2 separate regions of the Homo sapiens genome follow, and region 2 is linked to region 1. A link is an interaction called in ENCODE POLR2A ChIA-PET data of the cell type or tissue named here. Cell type or tissue: MCF 10A. All regions are shown on one strand. Links, peaks and the distances in the headings refer to the core of each region. The heading gives the core; the rest is flanking DNA.

Evidence for each region. ChIA-PET counts read pairs that join two places held together with the same protein. Peaks named below come from ENCODE experiments on the same cell type or tissue, not always from the same donor. Only the 100,000 strongest peaks of a DNase experiment are listed, where the experiment ranks them.
Region 2: POLR2A ChIA-PET joins it to region 1 with 5 read pairs; 4 of 35 experiments call an interaction of 5 or more read pairs at or near these places.

The regions. Positions count from the first base shown.
Region 1 is chr2:215,620,055-215,630,233 of GRCh38, reverse strand. It overlaps LINC00607 (long intergenic non-protein coding RNA 607), which reads left to right. Exons shown (of 10, transcript NR_037195.1): 6 at 5,999-6,122; 7 at 7,473-7,548; 8 at 8,884-9,116. LOC102724861 (a long non-coding RNA gene) reads right to left here. Exons shown (of 8, transcript NR_187737.1): 2 at 8,309-8,376. Among named protein-coding and RNA genes, the nearest start is that of LINC01614, 93 kb to the left of the region's middle. RefSeq lists enhancers at 3,055-3,556, 9,854-10,148. In MCF 10A, for the core only: no CTCF peak of the experiment used is centred there; a DNase peak (open chromatin) is centred at 5,613.
Region 2 is chr2:215,680,990-215,691,168 of GRCh38, reverse strand. The region is part of intron 5 of LINC00607 (long intergenic non-protein coding RNA 607); the gene reads left to right. LOC102724861 (a long non-coding RNA gene) reads right to left here. Exons shown (of 8, transcript NR_187737.1): 6 at 9,043-9,245; 7 at 7,708-7,827. Among named protein-coding and RNA genes, the nearest start is that of LINC01614, 32 kb to the left of the region's middle. In MCF 10A, for the core only: no CTCF peak of the experiment used is centred there; no DNase peak of the experiment used is centred there.

The DNA of each region.
Region 1 (10,179 bases), core at 4,415-6,914:
TGCAGAGAAAAGGGAATACTTATACACTGCTGGTGAGAATGTAAATTAGTTCAGCCATTGTAGAAAGCAGTGTAGCAATTTCTCAAAGAACAAATAACAGAAGTATTATTTGATGCAGCAATCCTATTATTGGGTATATACCCAAATGAATAGAAATTATTCTACCATAAAGACACATGCATGCTTATGTTCATCACAGCACTTTTCACAATAGCAAAGTCATGGAATCAACCTAAATGCCCATCAACAATAGACTGGATAAATAAAATGTCATAAAGGTTGGTGCAAAAGTAATTGTGATTGTTGCCATTTGACAGTAATAGCAAAAACTGCATTTACTTTTGCACCAATCTAATACATATACGCCACAGAATACTACACAGCCATAAAAAAGAACAAGATTATATTCTTTGCAGCAACATGTATGGAGCTGGAGGCCATAATTCTAAGCAAACTAACACAGAAACAGAAAACCAAATACTGTATGTTCTCACTTATAAATGGGAGCTAAACACTGAGTACATATGGACACAAAGAAGGGAACAACAGAGACCAAGGCTTATTCGAGGGTGGAGGGTGGGAGGAGGGAGAGGATCCAAAAACTACCTATTATGTACTACGCTTATTACCTGGGTGATGAAATAATCTGTACACCAAACCCCCAAGACGTGCAATTTACCTATATAACAAACCTGGTCATATACTCCAGAACCTAAAATAAAAGTTAAAACAAAATCTTCCATTCACTGAAATAAAACAGTGCATGTTTAACTGTTTTAAAAATTATATATAATATATAATTTTATATAATATATTTATATATTATTTATATATAAATATTATATATAAATATATAATATAATATATATTATATATTATATATATAATTTTATATCTATATATGGCCTATCTCAAATAAATTCAAGCACAGAATGATTGAATAATTTTGAAAAGAGTAAGCGAAGGCATCATGGGAATTACAGAATACATTTTTGTTGAAAATAGCTAATTGCTTCTCACTGGAGAAGGTGTTAATGACATTACCAGCATTCTGACGTTGTGCACAACCATCATCTCCTAATCTACAAGGCAAGAGTCTGCTCTAGGAGGTGTGCTTAGAACGGAATTCAAGGGTCATCTGAGAGCACCTCCTTGGAGCCTCAGACCAGCCTCTCTAGAGGTTTTAAAACATCTTAAATTACATAAGAAATTAGAATCAGGAAAGTGAATGAATTAAAAGAGGGAATTGGAATTCCTCTGGAAGATTAACTTGAGACTCTTTCTGGGCTATGTTTTGTCAAATTCTTAGTTTAAGAAATAACTATTCTTCTTTACATTTATCCTTAGGCACTATCAAAGAGCATACTGGGAGAAGAGTTTTAAATTAAAAAGTAATTTTTATATTGTTCCCCGACAGAATTATTCCATACTGCATGCCTGTTAAATATTTTTAGAAATTTTAAATACTAGATATGATTCTTATTTTTGTACTTAGGGAAGTATTCTGGTCCAAATAAAGACTCACAATTTATTTTTGTTTTTGTATTATGAAATCATATATACAGATGAACAAAATAAGGAAATAATACTTTCTAATCACACCACCACCAATAGCCACTGTTAATATTTTGATATAGCTTTTTTCTTTTTTTCTATGTGGCCATATGTGTATCTATCTATCTATCTAAATATCTATCTAACTACAAATTCAGAAAAATTATAGAACACGCTCTTTGTTTAATTAACTTTCTATTTTATATTAGTTTAAGATTTATACTTAAAGCTTAAATTTTTTAAGTTGTAAAGATAGTGGAGACTTCCCATATAGACCACATTGTTACAGTATACATTATTACTAACTGAAGTCAATGCTTTCTTTATTCATATTTCTTTACTTTTTACCCTATATTCCTTTTCTGTTCGAGAATCCCATCCAGGATACCACATTACATTTAATTATTGTGTCTTTAGGCTGCTTAGATTATAACTGTTTCTCACGCTTCCTTGTTCTTGATGACTTTGACAGTTTTGAATAATAATGGTTAGTTGTTTTGTAGAATGTCCCTCATTTGAGATGTTTGTTTTTTTCTCATGATTATGCTGGGGTTATGAATATTGGGGAGGAGAACCCCAGAAATGCCATTATCATCCCAACATATCAAGGATACATACTATCAGCATGACTTATTACTGTACATGTCAACCTCGATCATCTGGCTGAGGTAGCTTGTCAGTTCTCTCCACAATGAAGTTACACTTTTCATACTGTGCTTTTTGGAAGGAAGTCACTGTGTAGAGCCCACTGTTAAGAAATGGGAAGTTATGTTCTACTCCTTAAAGTGGGGCAGTATCTACATAAATTATTTGGAATTCTTCTTTACAGATAATTTATATATTTTTTATTCTCTCTCACTTATATATTCAATCACTTATTTGTAACAATATTAACTGATATTTATTCATTATTATGGGTTATAATCCAACACTGTTATTTATCTTTTTGCTCAAATTGTTCCAGGTTTGGCCATTGGGAGCTCTTCAGTTGGCTGCTGTGTCCCTTTGACATGCCCCATTGTTGTGGGTTTTCTTGAGCAAGTTTTACTTTCTGGCACTTACAAGATGCTTCAGACTTACATTCTCCCTGCCTGACCTGAGATCAGCCATTTCTCCAAGGAGCTCTGGATTCTTTTATTGGAGAATGGTATTAGAAATCAATATCTGGGCACTGAGTGGGCTCATTGGTACTTGAATTTGTTGCTTTGAGGCTCTCTCAGCTAACAGAGCAAGAAAACATGTATGTGGTGTACACTAACTGGTGTATGCAAACATGTCTATAATTATTTCTTCCTATACATTCATTTGTATCTATATTAAACTAAATATGAGTTCATGCTGATATCTCCAACTCTAATCCAGTACATGAATCATTCTAGACTTATTTTCTTGCTTCTCTGTAAACTCCTACTCCAATAGTGAGAAACCTAGTTTCCACCATCTGCCATTTATTTACTTAATTGTTCAATTCTAGGATGCACATATGGTGGTTTCAGAATTGTTAACCCCTATTCTCATGGGCAATAATTTTACCAATTAGAGTACAGTGCTTATGTACAGTTTTACTTTCCACTCATTCCAAAAAGTTATTTAGTTTGGCACTTTTACCCCCACTCTCTTCAGTGAGGTCGTTTTATATATTTCTAACGGAAATTCCTTTGTCATAGTCTGCATTCCAACCCGGGATCCCCTGGACTCTTAAATGACTTTTGAAAATTCACACGCTTTAAGTTTCACTCTTTGTGCTGTAAAGTTCTATAAATGTTGACAAATGCAGTGTTAAGTATTTACCATTGCAATATCATACAGAAGAGTTTCACCACCCAAAAAATAGCTTCCCTTGCTTCACCTATTCGACCATCTCTCTTCTAAACCCCTGGCAACCATGGATCTGTTTGACGTCTCTGCAGTTTTTGTTTGTTTTGTTTTTACCCAGAATGTCATAAAAATTGGATCATACGGTATCCAAACTTTTCAGATTGGCTTATTTCACTTTGAAATATGCATTTAAGATTTACCCATATTTTTGCATGGCTTGATAGCTCATTCCTTTTTATTGCTAAATATTATTCCATTATATGTATGTGTCATAATTTATTGATCCACTCACCTATTAAAAGACATATTAGTTGCTTCTAGGCAATTATAAATAAAGCTGCTACAAATATTTTTGCATGTGGATTTTTCATGTGCATGCACATATTGTGCACATGGACATATATTTTCACATCAATTGGGTAAATAATTGAGAGCCTGATTGTTGGATCATATGGTAAGACTAAGTTTTGCTTTACTGCTAAGCTGTCTTCTAAAGTGGCTATATCATTTTGCATTCCCATCAGAAATGAATGAGAGTTCCTGTTGCTTAGCTTCCTTGCCAGCAATTTGTATTATCAGTGCTTTGGATTTTGGCTATTCGAATAGATGTGTACTGGCATCTCATTGTTGTATTAATTTGCATTTCACTAGTCACAAGTGATGTTAAGCATCTTTTCATATGTTTATTTTCCATCAGTATTTTTTTTGTGATGTATCTGTTCAGATGCTTTGCTCATTTTAAAATTGGGTTTTAGTTTCTCATGGAGTTTTTTTGACTTTTTTTTGTATTTTGGATAGAAGTTCTTTATCCAATATATGATTTGCAAATATTTTGTCATTTTACCCTCTTTGTAGTGTCTTTCATAGCATGACTCTCAATTTGCTTTTTTTTTCTGAACAATGTCATTCCATTTTTTCATATTATTCTATAAAATCACTTTTTAAAGACTGTAAATTATTCTATTATAGGACTGTACCATATAATGTGTTACTGTTGGACAAATATTTAGATGGCTTCCTGTTTTTCCTTTCTTTCAAGAAGAAAACAAAACAGTGATGGATATACTTGTAACTAAATATTCTCTTAAGTATTCACTTGAAATAAAATTCTTTAAGTGAAACTTCCATATCCAAAGGTATCACCTTTTAAAGACTTTTGCTAGAACAAATTCTCTTTTTCCTTGATCTGCCATGCTTACAAATTATTTCATTCCCTCTTTAGGTCAGAGTCAGAGGTAGGCCACAAGTGCATTTTGAAATATCAGATGCTTTGATACCTACTGTGTTAAACACACATAAAGCTGAGACATCAGAAGTATTCGGCCTCAAGTGAAAGCTGGATTCTAACCTTTATAAGAGTGACACCTCCCCATTTGTTTCAGTTTGCACTCTAAACCTTAATTTAGGCCTCCTCTAGAAAACCTGTGTACCAATCTGCCCATCCCCCAGTGGCTCAAAGTGAAGGTGTGTAAACAAGCTGGATGCTGTATGTCCAGTTATTCGGATTGCAGAGTTATCTGGGGTTCCAGGGAAACTGGTAGCAGCCCCATGGTGCCACCATTGCCTCCCCTCCTGTCTCAGCCTGGGTTAAGTCCCTCCACTGCATTCCTGTGCCATTTGATCTTAGACTTACTTTTTTGTTTAAATTTTTAATTAATTATTTTTTTCATTATACTTTAAGCTCTGGGGTACATGTGCACAACGTGCAGGTTTGTTACATAGGTATACACGTGCCATGTTGGTCTGCTGCACCCATTAACTTGTCACTTACATTAGGTATTTCTCCTAATGCTATCCCTCCCCCAGCCCTTTTTAATGTTTCTGCCTCTATGAGATTTTGAATATCTTAAACTGAGCTACCTAAAAATGTCATTTTTTTCATTTAAAATATATAATCAATGAAAACAAATGTTTTTGAAAATCCACCACATTGCCTGTTCCAAAACAGAGTTGGGCATCTCTCTCTGGGAGTAAAAGAATCACCCAGGTTTCTGCTCTGTTTTTATGCACCCAGTGTAGTCTGTAAATTCATACCCAGACCGAGCAGTGGAGAGAGTAAGCTGTAGCAGGCATTGGACTCACTGGCCTAGTGCTTACTTTAGCTTTGTAGACTTGGTTTTGTGCTGCCAGATGCTGCTGCTAACCTTTGGCTTACAGTAGTTTTGACAAACATGGAGGCTGTTAGTCAAAGGAACTCTGTCTCCCTAAGAATGTGTTGCGACACATTTAATTCAGAGCCACGTCAGTTGCAACAGATCTTGTGCTTTAACAAGTACCTTGGATCCTTGAGAGAATAAACTAGTCATGGCTTTACAGGCCTTTTAGGGAAAGCTACTGCTGCGCTCCGTGCTCTCTGGCGCTTGGGAATGCACAGCAGTGCTGGATGCCAAGAATATAAACAGCCAGAACGATATGTTCAGCATTTAGGAAATACAGCTGGACCCAGCAAATGTATATGACAGATAGACTCTGGGGCCAAAGAAATTTCCTCTGCACATTTTACCCACTTAAGTAATGTTAAACTGAAGGTCCTAGTATATCGCCCCATCATGACAGGTCTTTGAATATATGCTAATTAAAGGGCATGTCTATTCACTTCATTTGTGTCTCCTGTGTCTTTCTCTAGAGTTGTTTTAAGGCAGAGTATCATATCGCATCAAAACCGCTCCATAAGTCCTGCCACTCCACGTGCAATGCCATGAACTTGAAGAAACTGCTGGTAAGAGAAAGCAAATGCTGTGACCAGGCAAGTAAGTGTTGTCAAAGTGTTGTAAAACTACCCTGAACTTTTGGATCCAGAGTACTTTCCTTCCTTCCCCCTCCCTCGTCCTCTCTTTTCTTTGAGTATAAGTGGCCACAGCAACACATTTCCAAAGCTTAAACTTAGAACTTTTATCTGGGAAGTTTGTTTGGACAGTATTCAAATATAAGTGATAAAAATATACAAAGGCTGGCCAGGTGCGGTGGCTCACACCTGTAATCCCAGCACTTGGGAGGCCGAGGCAGGCAGATCATGAGGTCAGGAGTTCGAGACGAGCCTGGCCAATATGGTAAAACCCCGTCTCTACTAAAAATACAAAAAAATTAGCCCGGCATGGTGGCAGGCACCTGTAATCCCAGCTACTCGGGAGGCTGAGGCAGGAGCATCAGTCAAACCTAGGAGGCGGAGGTTGCAGTGAGCCGAGATTGCAACACTGCACTCTAGCCTGGGTGACAGAGCAAGACTGCATCTCAAAAAAAAAAGAAAAAAAAAAAGAATATACAAAGCCTATTTATGATTTTTAAAATTTGAATTCAAGGAAAGTATTGTTGCTTCTCTTAAAAGTTTTCGCTTAAGAACATGTTTTCATCTTCATTTTCCCTCATTCATCCTGAGGCCTTCAGCCCTCCCATAGCAAGAGAATATAAAAGAGGTGGGACAGAAAGAGTGAACAGGGCATCCCAACAAAGATGCGTTTTCCATTTTCCTCTGTATCTTGCAGCCTCTGTTACTACTGGGAGAGAGAGGAAGCTAATCAAAAGTGGAATGAATTTGTACTGTTTATAGGGCCTCCTCTTTCCCACACCCTTTACATACCTCACCTTACTTAATTCCATGACAATATAGTGAAGTCTATATTTTTATTCCGATATTACAGACACGTATACTAAAGGGCTCAGAGAGTAAGTAACCTGTTCAGAGTCACAGAGCTATAGCCGGGATTGGAGCCCAGGGCTGTGTGATTGTATAGAGCACCTTACGTGGTCCCTACCTACATTATGCTGAGTCCTTTTGCCTGCAATTAGGCTGAACTGCTGACAAGTCAGCTGGAAATCGTGGTTACAGCTGTAGGCCATAATCACAGGCAAACAATAATAAACAAAACATCTTCTGGGAGCTGAATTTGCAAAAACCTATGAAGTTATGGCAACTGCAGCCCTGAAGACAAGGCCCAGGTAGTACCCAGGCAGATTCAGAGAGAGCTGATGGAGAATAGGTATGAGTCTCCTACCTGGCCATTACTGTTTGGGTAGAACTTCCCTTCTCCCTCCTTCTGAAAACAAAAAACAAACAAACAAAAAAAAAAACTTGAACTCCACACAGGTTTTTTCTATTGCAGCTGCTGCAAACCAATGGGCTTTGGGGAACTGTGCTTCCCTTCAGAAAGGAAAGAGTATTTAACGATGAAAAGGAAGGTAAGAAAGAGGGATTTATGTGCCAGAAAATTTACATCATCTTTAGATGAAGGAGGGCTTGAAGGAAACATCCCAGCATGTAAAAGAGAAATGAGAAATGAGTACTTTTTAAAAAGTATCTATGTTCAACATTTCACAGGCATTGCTAAATCCCTTATTTTAAAAAATTATTTTTTCCCTCATATTAGCAATGTCACAATAGTCTCTATCACTGGAATTACACTGTATCATGCAAGGGGGTGGCAGAGGAAAGCACAGGCAGTGATGGATATACAGATCAACATAATGTGATGTGGCATCCCTTCTCAACCGCAAATACAATTACCTCCAGGGTGGCAGAACAGCCAAACTGCTTCAGTAGATTACTAGGATATTGCCTTGCTGCTCTAAATCCTAAGTCTATTTTCTGGGTTTCTATATATTTGTGGGGAAATGAATTTCCAGTTAAATCTTTGTTATTATCTCCCTAGAGCCAAAAATTGTGGGTGGGGCAAAGACTTATATTCAAAACAAATTTTATTCCTTGACGCTATCACTATCTTTCTTCCAAGGCCTCTTTGTCCAAGTACAATTCATTAACCACCATTTATGGAATACCGCCAATGCATCAGTCACTGTGCTAGACATTAGGGATAGAGACAAACAACACACTCCATGCCCTCCAGGAGCCCATGTTTAGTAGAGAAGAAGGACAACTGAACAAATAGTCACTACATAAAAGTTCACTGGTCAAGGTTTATACAAAGTATGATGAGCATACCTGGTATGTATGAGTATCTTCCAAGCAGGGAAAATTTCTTATGTTTTCTGTTGCAAAACAAATTTCCTCTGTTAAAAAAAAAAAATAAGTTGGCATCATTCAAATCGTCAACCCAAATTAACTGGTCTCTAAGTTATTGATGCCCTGTAGCTAGAAAGTCTTTAATTCTGTTACTGAAATCTACTGAAACATAGCCAAGTCTAATATCATACAACCCAAAGGGGAAATATCACATTTATCTAGATATGTAATTGAAAAAAATCTGTATACTTAGAAACTATGATATTTTCACTGCTTAACAATTTGGGGAAATCACATCAGGCCACATATTTAGAAGGTATCCCATGGCAACCATGAGAAGTTACTTTGGTCTCACATAGCTGAACATAAAAATGAATCCTGGCTTATCAGATGTCTGGAAGAAGGGGCAGCAAAAGTTATATCTCCTTTGAATTATTAAATTAAGTTCCTCTCTGGGTCTCCACGAGCTCTGGTGAAGCAAGAAAATGCATGTCCTACTCTTGGTCCCATGGATGTAGTAGACGTTCTTCATGCTTGATTTTTTTTTTTTTAAGGATTGTGTCTTACTTATACTTACGGGCTTGTGGTTCAGCGGAGACCACACTGGACTGGACTGAACAGACAACTGAAGGGCTCTCTCTACCTTTCAGCATCTCTGTCTGCCTTTCTGACTACCTAAAAATTACTGCAACCTCTGATTCTGTTTCTAAGGTGGATTTTCCCTACTCATGCTTCCTAGAGATTTGGTGAGGATTTGTTGAGTCATGGGACATTTCAGCTTGCCAAGGTAAGGCTTCATTTTGGCTTTGTATGGCCCTTCTGGGATCACTGATGTCCCTGGGCCAGGTTCATTTGTATCTGAAGGAGGGAGGAGTTAGTTTGGAGGCACAGTCTAAGAGGAGAGAAGTGGAGGGTGAAGAGGAGGGGACAGCAACTGATCTCTTTATGGCATCTTATACAGAGTTGGCACCTTGGCAATTAGGATATCGGGGACCAAAAGCTGATGCACCACTTTAACAAGATACTTTGTAAATGTAGGGCAGGGTGGAGGTCAGAAACACAGGCAGGACTTCCAAAGGCTGTGGGCACTGTCCCTGTGAGGCTCAAGTGACAAGGTGGGAGACAGGATTGGGTGGAGGCCACAGTTCTTCCATGTTGAAGAACTCTCTAGCATCCTGAAGACTGCCTACCTAGAGACCAACCCAGCGATGCTGGTGCTTTCTTGGTAGACTCCTTGGAGAGGCAGTCGTGAGGAGTCTTTGTGGTCAGTGGACAACTGGGGACTGGAACATGGGGAAGTTGGGTGGTTACAACTGTAATTAATAGACCAATCTGTGGCCCACATGAGATCCACCTGAAAGAATTCTTGCCCAGCTCTGTGCCTTCTTCCTAAGATGTGGCACCCAGAATGGCACCAAACATGCCTAGTGAGGTTTGGATCAAGAGTAAGCTGGCTTCTCTGCTATGTTTTCAGTAGCCTTCCTGAAAACACCCAGCATTTGTTTAGCTTCTTTAGCTTTAGCACGTGTTTCCACCAGTGTCCCTTAACGGAGAGGATGACTATGTCACTGAAGAAGTGGAGGGGCTGAAAATGGACTCAGCTCTTGGCCCCTGTAGAGACTGCAAGACTCCGTGCACAACGTGACAGTCGGGGCTTCCTCTGAGCACTGCGCCGTTCAGCCCTATTGCGCAACCTGCCACGCCCTGTTACTGTAAATGGAACACCGGCTGTGAGCTGGTCAAGGCCCTGCCATGACAAGGCCACTTGCATAGGACTCCAAATTAAAAAAAAAAAAAAGGCCTTTCTTATTGACTGAAAAACTGGTTGTGTTTTTCATATTTTTCACTTT
Region 2 (10,179 bases), core at 4,741-7,240, 61 kb before region 1:
GATCACAAGGTCAGGAGACAAGACCAGCCTGGCCAACACGGTGAAACCCTGTCTCTACTAAAATACAAAAAATTAGCCAGGCGTGATGGCACGTGCCTGTAATCCCAGTTACTTGGGAGGCTGAGGCAGGGGAATCACTTGAACCCGAGAGGTGGAGGTTGCAGTGAGCCGAGATTGCACCACTGCACTCCAACCTGGGTGACAGAGCAAGACTCCATCTCAAAAAAAAAAAAAAAAGGGCAAGTTCAGATTTTATTACGTTGGTTGTTAAAGATCTGATTTCTTTAAAGATATCATTTATGCATCCACAAAAACAGAGGTCCAGCGATTTTGGTTAACTTATCAGGTCAATCTGTGCCTTTCTCTGCACATCCCTGTGATCAGCAGGTGTCTGAGATTTTTAGTTGTTTGAAGATGCAGGTGTGTCTACTGACCCTACCTATGCAGCTTGACTCAACATTCCATCAAAAGAATGCCAACCCCTGTGTATTGACTAGGTATGTTAATGCTGATTCTTCATTCCACCAAGGCCAAGTGAATCTTGGAGTAAAGATTTTTTTTTTATTTCCATTTATTTGCTTGGAAGAATGATATGCAGACACTGCTAGTTGTCATTCTGTGCTTGTTCTCCTTTTCTATATATTATGTAACTCATGATTTTTTTGCTGATTACAGTGACCACCTTAAATATTCTATTTGCCAGCCTTCTTTCCAGCTGATTGTGGCCAGTTACTAAGTTCTAACCAGTCTGGCCAATGAGATGCTTATGAAAGCATCCTATTCAACTTACGAAAGTATCCTTACAGGGGAGAACACGCCTCATTTTGGTTCTTTGTTCTTCTAGCTGGAAGGTGGACTCTATACCTGGAGACCCAGCAGCCATTTTGAATATGAAGCAATCTTTGAAATGGGAAGCTGGGTTCCCAGTTAGAAGGAATCTTCATCCCTGACACCCAGAGCTACATACCACTTCTAGACTTTCATATGACAAGGAAATGTTTTAATCCTGTGTAAGTGACTATGTTGGGTTTTCTGTCATGTGCAGCCAAACCTAGTCTTAACTAATACAATTCCCAATATAAGCATATTCCACTGAAACCTTGAAGTCTTTCTCACATTCCATCTGGATTTGCCCCATTCTCTAAGGAAAGGATCTTATTATACACGAATGTTGTCATACAGTGCATGCAATGTCCATCCAGCCTTTGAAGATATTCCTATTTCCATTAAAAATCTTTGTGTCTTATTAGTATTAGTATTAATCTTATTTTCCAGAAGTAGGATCCTAGAGAAAAGAAAGATATAATTTCAAAAAGACCCCAGAAGTTATCCAATCTCATTGCCAATCTGACGATGCTAAAACCTTGGCATCTCACATGAAAGCTGTGAAACTAGTATTGTTTCCAAAATTCTTCCATCTCTATTGTTATTGCCATTACAATCATTCACAAAGTAATTAGATGTCAGGATAGTTTGTTTTTTAAAGTGGCGTGGGTATCTCACATGGAACAAAAACTCTGAAAAGAAGAAAATGACATTATTATAATTAATGCAGTTTTTAAGACTGTGTTTTAAGACAAATATTTCAAAGCACAAAGCATAATGGAAGAATGTGTTAGAAGTTAATAGACTGTGAACACTGATCTTGAGTCCCTCTGGACTTTTAACCACTTACGTGATTTTTGAAAGCCATTAAAAATATAGTATTAAATAGAGGTTGTCATCTTCCTTATACTTTTAAAGAAAACAGAAGGCAGAGCTAATTGGAATTGAGTTTAATGGAAGAGTTGAATGAAACTCAATGAAAGATCAGCAGCTTGGGAGGCCGAGACAGGAGGATCCCTTGAGCTAAGGAGTTTGGGACCAGCCTGGACAACACAGAGAGGCCCTGTCTCTTCAAAAAATCAAAAAATTAGCCAGGTGCAGTGGTGCATGTCTGTAGTCCCAGCTACTCAGAGGCTGAGGCAGGAGGGTCCCTTGAGCTAAGGAGTTTGGGACCAGCCTGGACAACACAGAGAGGCCCTGTCTCTTCAAAAAATCAAAAAATTAGCCAGGTGCAGTGGTGCATGTCTGTAGTCCCAGCTACTCAGAGGCTGAGGCAGGAGGATCACTTGAGCCTGGGAGGCCAAAGCTGCCACCATGGTCATGCCACTACACTCCAGCCTAGCTGACAGAGGGAGATCCTTTCTCAAAAGCAAAAAAAAAAAAAAGAAAGAAAGAGCAGCTGAATTGATTCCCAACTTCATCTTACTTCATCTTGGTACTAACAGTCATAAAAGCTTAGAAGAAACATACATAGCCAAGCCACTCACTAGAAAGGCAATGAAAATTATTTTCCTTTCTGATAAAAGTTTCATGTAATGATTTCACTGTGAGAATAGTTCCATATTTCATTATTCTATAAACAAGCCAACTCCCTCTATTTGTTTTGTACAGGGATGGGTTATGCACACATACACACACACACACACACACTCACACACATACACATATTATATGTAATATAAATATATTTACATGAGTATTTGTAGCTTCTGTCTTTTCTAAATGATAGAGATTCTGTATTTCCTTACTTGTTGGGCCCATGAGACTGTCTTATGAGTTTGGGAATCATAGCTGGATAGACATCGAAAGAACAGACAACTACCATTGGTGGTGTGTGCCTGTAATCCCAGCTACTCCGGAGTCTGAGGCAGGAGAATTACTTGAACCTGGCAGGCAGAGGTTGCAGTGAGCGAAGATCACGCCACTGCACGCCAGCATGGATGACAGAGCAAGACTCTGTTTCAAAGAAAAAAAGAAAGAGAGAGAGAGAGAGAGAGAAGAAAACATCTTTTAAGGTTGGGAATCATAGCTGGATAGACATCAAAAGAACAGACAACTACTGTGAGAAGAAAACAAATACATTGGTAAGGTGGAAGGGATGAGAGAAATTGAAAATACAAGCACTGAGTTGGAGGCTGAGTTCTAGGGGAGTTTCAAAGGACAGGAACTGCTGGGGGACACGGCTACATATGGGTGGCAGCGCTAGTGGCAAATGGACAACAGAGGTTTCTAGTCTGCATTGTGAACATAATTTTCCTCCTGGAATTTTTAAGGAAAGTGAAAGAAAAATTTACACTGTTTTTAGTTATTGTTGGATGTTAGGCTGATGTTTTCTGAATGTAGCACTGAGTTTGGACTGGACTATTTAATACATTTTAATGTATACATTCCTACTTGCCTCAAGGATGTATTGGTGATCTTTTGGGATCAGAGTTACATTTTGCTGGTTAGAATTAAATCTGAGCTCTTCTTCCTCCTCATCAATTTTCAAAAACCAAACTGCCGAGTTAGCTTTATCGACACCAACCTGAGCACTAGGGAGGTTGATTTAAACTATCTTGTAGTAATTAGAAGTGAGTTTTTGTCAAAAGGAATAAAAATAGATGAGTAAGATAATAATGGAGGTCCTGTCTAACAAAGACTTGGAGGTAAATAAATACTAAAAGCAATTTTCATGAATAGAATGAATGGACATTTCTGGTTCCTTTTTATCTTTTCCTCCTTTTCTCCCTCCAACAAAATCCATTTCAGAAGTGAGCACTGAAAGGAGTGGTTGATCTTTAAGTTAGCCCACATGACTTATGTAACAAAACACAGGCCACCAACCATCTAATGGGATTTTCCTTAATCTTTTAAAACAAATGCTTTTTAGATAAAGCTTCTAGATTTCAGTTACTGTGTGTTAGCTAAAAAAAACTGGAAATTGCTGTAGCATAGAGGAAGAGAGGACCTGGTCTCTAGTTAAGTGATAGATAATTCTTCTTGTACAATTAAGTGTCTTTCTTTCTTTTTTCTTCCTTCCTTTCTTCTTTCTCTTTTTCTTCCTTCCCTCCTGTTTTTTCTTCCTTTCTCTCTCCCTTCTTTTCCTTTATGTTTTCTTGTTTCACCTTTTCCCCTCAAATTGTAACTAAATTATCCTATCAGAAATTAGATTTTTTAAAAAAGAAATAGTTGCTGTTTGAATCTCTGGTCTATGTTTGGACAGTGCCATTGATAGAGAAAATCTGCTTTAGACATATGCTTTAAATTTTTGAATATTCTAGAGTCCTTGTCAAGGGCAGTTTTGACTCTGTCCCTTCCCTCATTCTCCCAGAGGACATTTGGCTATGTCTTGAGGCCATACTGGGTTGTCATGACTGAAATGGGGAGATGCTCCTGGCACCTGCTGAGTAGAGGCTGCTAAACATCTGCAATGCACAGAAAAGCACCCCCATAACAAAAAGTTATTCAGCCCAAAATGCCAGTGGTGCTGAGGTTACAAAACTGTTGGCCGGGTGCGGTGGCTCACGCCTGTAATCCCAGCACTTTGGGAGGCCGAGGCGGGCAGATCACCTAAGGTTGGAAGTTCGAGACCAGCCTGACCAACATGGTTTGAAACCCTGTCTCTACTAAAAATGCAAAATTTTCTGGGCGTGGTGGTGCATGCCTGTAATCCCAGCCACTCGGGAGGCTGAGGCAGGAGAATCGCTTGAAACTGGGAGGCGGAGGTTGCAGTGAGCTGAGATGGTGCCACTGCAACAAGAGTGAAACTCCATCTCAAAAAAAAAAAAAAAAACGAAGAAGAAACTGTTTCAGAGATTTCTTTAAGTATTCCTGGATCTTCACCTTAGGCACAGAAGTTACAAAGTGAATTAGGAAGTTTAAATAAACATGATAGCTAACGTTGAGTTCTTGCTATACTGCAGGCATTGTTCTAATACTTGTAGTTCTCATAATATTTCCATGCAGTAGAAACAAGTAGCTCCATTTTACAGATGAGAAAACTAAGAAACAAAAGTTAAGTAACTGGCCAAACAACATGTAGGTATTAAGAATTGTAGCCTTAATTCTTGATTCTTGAAGAAGCACAAAGGGGTGGGTTTGGAGCGTAGAGTTTGTTTGAGTTGCCACCTCTACTTCCGAAATTCATTGACTCATGTGAACAAAATTACCTTTTTATCCATTGTATTTGTGGAAATATTCAAAGTTATATACTTCGGTATTTATGTTGAACACACAATTCTGACTACTGTTAATTCAGTGATACATAATACTTGTGAATAATTTAGGCTTCGGGGAAAAAAATCAATGCAAATATTTTTTTCCAAACCCTGAAATATTCAACATGAAAGATGGAAATGATTATGAATTATGACTTCTTCTCTATTGTTACAATTAATAGTTTTTATATTTATACTGAAGCCACGATGCTTTCTTACTGCTCTCATTAATTTTAAGACTTATGGAGAAAAAAACCCTCAAGTTGGAGGGACAATTTCTTGTTTTCATCATTTCCCTCTAAGAGGCCAACAGGATTATTGCTCAGTGGTTGTGTGGGCAGCTTAGGTCATAGGGCAAGGTCCCTCACAGGGAAAGGCAAGCCCATTATTTTTGGCCCAGTGTCTAAGAATATGGATCTTGAAGAGCTCAACATAAGAAAAACATCATTCAGGGTGTTTTCAGGGAAACAGATCAAGCTGAGGGATATAGGCCTTGTTCTCAGAAAGACTGCTTTGACTGTTTTGATGTTTCCAAGTTGAGTCTATTGTTTTCCTGTGTGATTTTCCTTGGAAAAAAGAAATGATTTCCATGGAGATGGAGAAGTTGGATGAGTGGATGAGCAATTGACAAATAGATGGGATGTGAATGCCACAAAAACAAATCTGGTTGTAATTAATTCCTGAGAATTCTAGAAAGCAGCTACAGCTATCATCAATGTGAAACTCTGGACTAAAAGCTCTGACACCAGATCCTCCTGTTTCCTTTAAAAAAGTCAACTCACATTTCTCTGATTCTCTTTGATTCATTTCTGCTGAAAAAGACCCAGAATTTGATATAAAACAAAGACACTTGTCCCTGAATCAGCACTATGAAACCTGAATAAATACAAAATACAGCTGATTCACTTTCTCTCAGTCACATTAAAAAAAAAAGTAAAATCCAACTGGTGTGCTCTTCCACCCAAATGTGTCATATTCAATCCTTAAACTAAAAGGTGAAAAATGTAATTCACAGTCCACCAGCTTTCTTAATCACAGCCCCACCACTCCACATGGATATAAAAACTGATAAAAGCCAACAACCAGAAACTATCTGCAGATGTTTAACTTCATTGTATTCAGGTTAGTCATTTGCCAACAAAGTCAGATTGTCCACATTGCTATCTGCTTCCAATTCCCTGCCCTGCCCCAGTATCTCTTAAGTTCTCTTAGGAAAAGCAGTAAAGATGTCTCCCTGACACTAGGAGGGTGAACATAATCGCCTGAGAGGCCGACTATCACTAGCTTAACCTCAGGAAGGATTACAATGCACTTCACTCAGTTCATCTCTCTCTCCCTTTTAACTGAATTGTTAACTTGTTCATGTTTCTAGTGTTGGGGCTCAGAAACTGATACTCTAAGATATGGCACTTTGACATGCTGAACTGAAGGAGCCTCAAGGTCTCCCTGACCTTCTCCCCTTCCTATCTCCCAAAGCACAGGATAAATTTGTTCTCTGATGTTTCCTTATCTGCCGAAAAGTCTGGACCCATCAAAGAAGAAGACAATTACCCTAAGTTTTCCCTGAGTTTCCATTAACTCATCTCCTATCGCAGGAAGGAAGACTGAAATCTGTCAACACACCTGGACAGACTTTTGTCACAAACCATTGTCCACTCTGCAGGCCCAACAGACTTTGTCTCTGGCCATTGTATGTTCTTCAAGCCCAGTGAATTCCCCTAAAAATTGTTTTCTGTCCCTATAAAGTCACCTATACATCTCCATTTCCTTTTCCCCTAAGATGTAGGGTATATAAACACCTCTACCCCACGGGGTATGAGGCAATCACTCTGTGATTCTCCCTCGTGGATGCTAGTAATTTGTATGCCATTTCTCCTACTGATCTGCCTTTTGCCAGTTGATTTTCAGTGAACCTTCAGAGAGTGGAAGAGAAGTTTTCCTTTGGCCCCTATGCTAGGCATATTTAAAAAATTGCAGCGAATTCAACTAGTCATTATCCCAGAGCACTAAACTCAGCTAACCTGGAGGGCATGGAGTGGTAAATAAAGAACTTGAAAGAGGAAGAAGAAATCACACTAACATATCTGGTGTTCATTAATTTAAGGAACCATTGAACAGTGTGAACTGCATCATTCTTATCATCACCTCTTTTGTAGGTGTCATAGGCAACTCTGTAGGTAAGTTTCTCTAATCACATAAAAAGGAAATTGAACTATATTTGTGTTTTATGCATTAACCTTTTGTAAGGTTTATATATGAGCCAACCCATTTTTTTTTTAAACAAGAGTTAACTCACCTCACAAATAAACTTTTTTCTTGTGCCTAAGATTTCCTTAAAAGTACATAAGATATTGAATATTGAGTGGTTAGAACAGTAATGCCATTGTGCTGAGAAAGAGAAGAATGGCAGAGGGTGGGGCAGTGCTAAAGGAGAATTTACTGATTTTTTAATATTTAGAGCTTTTAAACTAAAGACACATTGTTTAAAATTTGCAAATCGATTTGAAATGCATTTAAGAAGAAGCCCTTTGAACATAGATGATGGTTTGGTTGTTCAGCTGTGTTCTGGAAATGCTTCTTCCCATTTCTGCCAGTCCAGACAACAGGTTTGCCTGGATTCTGCATATCCCTCTCTGCTCTCCCTGACAGGCCACAGAAGGGTCTAACTCAGAGCTGGCTTTACCTGATCAGTTCTGAGATTGTCAGGGTGTACCTGGCGAAGGCTACAGGATTTCCCACAAAGCTGGAACTTGTCTTCTATCCACACGTGATTTAACTGATTCCCACATGACCTTCTTCCCCTCTAAAAAAAGGAAGACAAAGGAAGCAAAAGGGCGAGGTGTTAGATCACCTCATGGAGCAGTGACTTTTATATGTCTTGATGATTGTTGTTATATCGTCAGTAGCAAGGTCAGTGCCTAGTACACCACAGGGACCTCATAAAAATTTGTAAAATAAAAATCAATGTAATCCTTACAATAATACTGGGAGAAATGAATTAACCCCAACTTACTAAAGAAGTTCCAGTTAGTGGAAAAAATGAGATTTGAACGTAGGCCTAGATCTTTCTACTACATTACATGTCTTATTAGAAACCCCTCCTCATCCCCCACCAAATTCAAGTTATTTCAAGAGATCTATTGAATATAGAGTTGTTCGTTTCTTTTCTTTTCTTTTCTTTTCTTTTTTTTCTTTTCTTTTCTTTTCTTTTCTTTTCTTTTCTTTTCTTTTCTTTTCTTTTTGAGACGGAGTCTTACTCTGTTGCCCAGGCTAGAGTGCAGTGGCACGATCTCCACTCACTGCAACCTCCGTCTCCCGGGTTCCAGTGATTCTCCTGCCTCAGCCTCCCAAGTAGCTGGGATTATAGGCACCTACCACCGCACTCCACTAATTTTTGTATTTTTAGTAGAGGCGGGGTTTCACCATGTTGGCCAGGCTAGTCTCAAACTCCTGACCTCGTGATCCACCTGCCTCGGCCTCCCAATGTGCTGGGATTACAGGCGTTAAGCCACTACACACGGCCAATTGAATATAGTTTTTCTATGCCACAGATTAAGTGATCTCTAGGCAAAAATGTGCAGATAATCCACCACAGACTAAAGTGGCCAACCAAATAACTTGGGTTTTAATAGACACTTTAGAAAGCCTCCTGCTCAACTTCCCACCCGATGAGGAAGCAAATGTATATTAGGACTTTACACAATGCCTGGCACACAGTTAAGTGCTTAAGAAATATTCATTCTTCACAATGCAAGGAGCTCGTGGTAGACTGTGGTCTCAGCCTTGGCCAGAGCACTTTCACTTACTATGTTACAACTTTGTACGGTGTTCTGTTCTAAGAAGGAATAGTTCTCCCTTGAAATGTAAACACCATGAAATCAGGGACTTTGTTCTATTCAATAATGTATTCCTAGTGCTAGAGGAGGATCTTAAACATGGCAGATGCTAAAAAAAATCTGTATTTTAAATGTATGGATAAATGAATAAACCATTGTTGGAAAGGTATTAGAAACAGTACCTTATTAGAAACAGTAGTTCTCAAGAAATGGATTGGGAATTCAGAGGAAGAGCTGGTACCCTATCATGGCAGGTGGCCCCTAGAAGAGTCATTTGAAGTCATGTGACCCTCTGGTAGATGAATGGTTCCCAAGCTGTGGTGTGGGTCCTCCATGACAGCAGCCTTGGTCTGGTCCAAATGACATGTGTAGGATGAGCTTACACCTGCACAAAATTTATGGACAGCATAAGGAAAGGTAAGCCAATGTTGGAAATGCACCAATCACATTTTGAAAAGATAAGATGGTTTGTGGTGTCCGTCCTCTTCCTCTTCCTTTGTCTCTCATTCCCATTCTGCAGAGATCCTTGATTTGTAGCCAATCAATCCTTATCTCTGCAGCATGAATTTGTACAAAATCAGGTCATCAAGGAATCCAGAAAATGAAAATTAAGAAGAAAATTGTATGCCAACTGACCTTGTGCCCAGATGGGGGATAATATTTGTGGCAGCTAATTTTTAAATGAGGAAACAAAAATGAAGTAGAAAAAAATTTAATACCTTTGATTTTTTTTAAAGAGATAAAATAGCTTTGTGTTATCTCCTATAATCTTTATAAATCCTTCACTCGGTGCAAGCTTCCTGCCGAATCTCTGAAAAACATATCACATGACACAAAACCACCAGGTTTCATGATGAAAGAAGAAAAGCATCCAGTGCACTCCAAGCCCACCCCCACCTTGATACTACTTGTTCACAAAAGACGGGTTGTGGCTCTTGGGGATTTGTTGATCAAAGTTCCAGTCATGCTGACTGAAAGGGTGTTCTGTTTTCAAAGTGATTATTGAGCCACTTTAAAAACACTTTAACTTGTGGGTTTGCCTCATTCTATTTGAGTCCAGATTTCACAATAATGTAATGAAGGAAGCCCTGTGGTACTGCCTGTGTCATCTTAATTTATCAGGAAACCACAACCTTGCACATCTTTTCCAAGTGACTTTTTTTTTTTTGGTTTGTTTGGCCACGATAGCCATGTTCAGGGCTGTTTGGACCCTTCCTGGTTTGGTGCTTGGCCTGGGTTCCAGGGTTGAAGGGCCAGTGCATCAACTCCACAAGGTTCTGAGTCTCTCTTGGCACCTTTAGAACTGCCTGCTCTCTGTT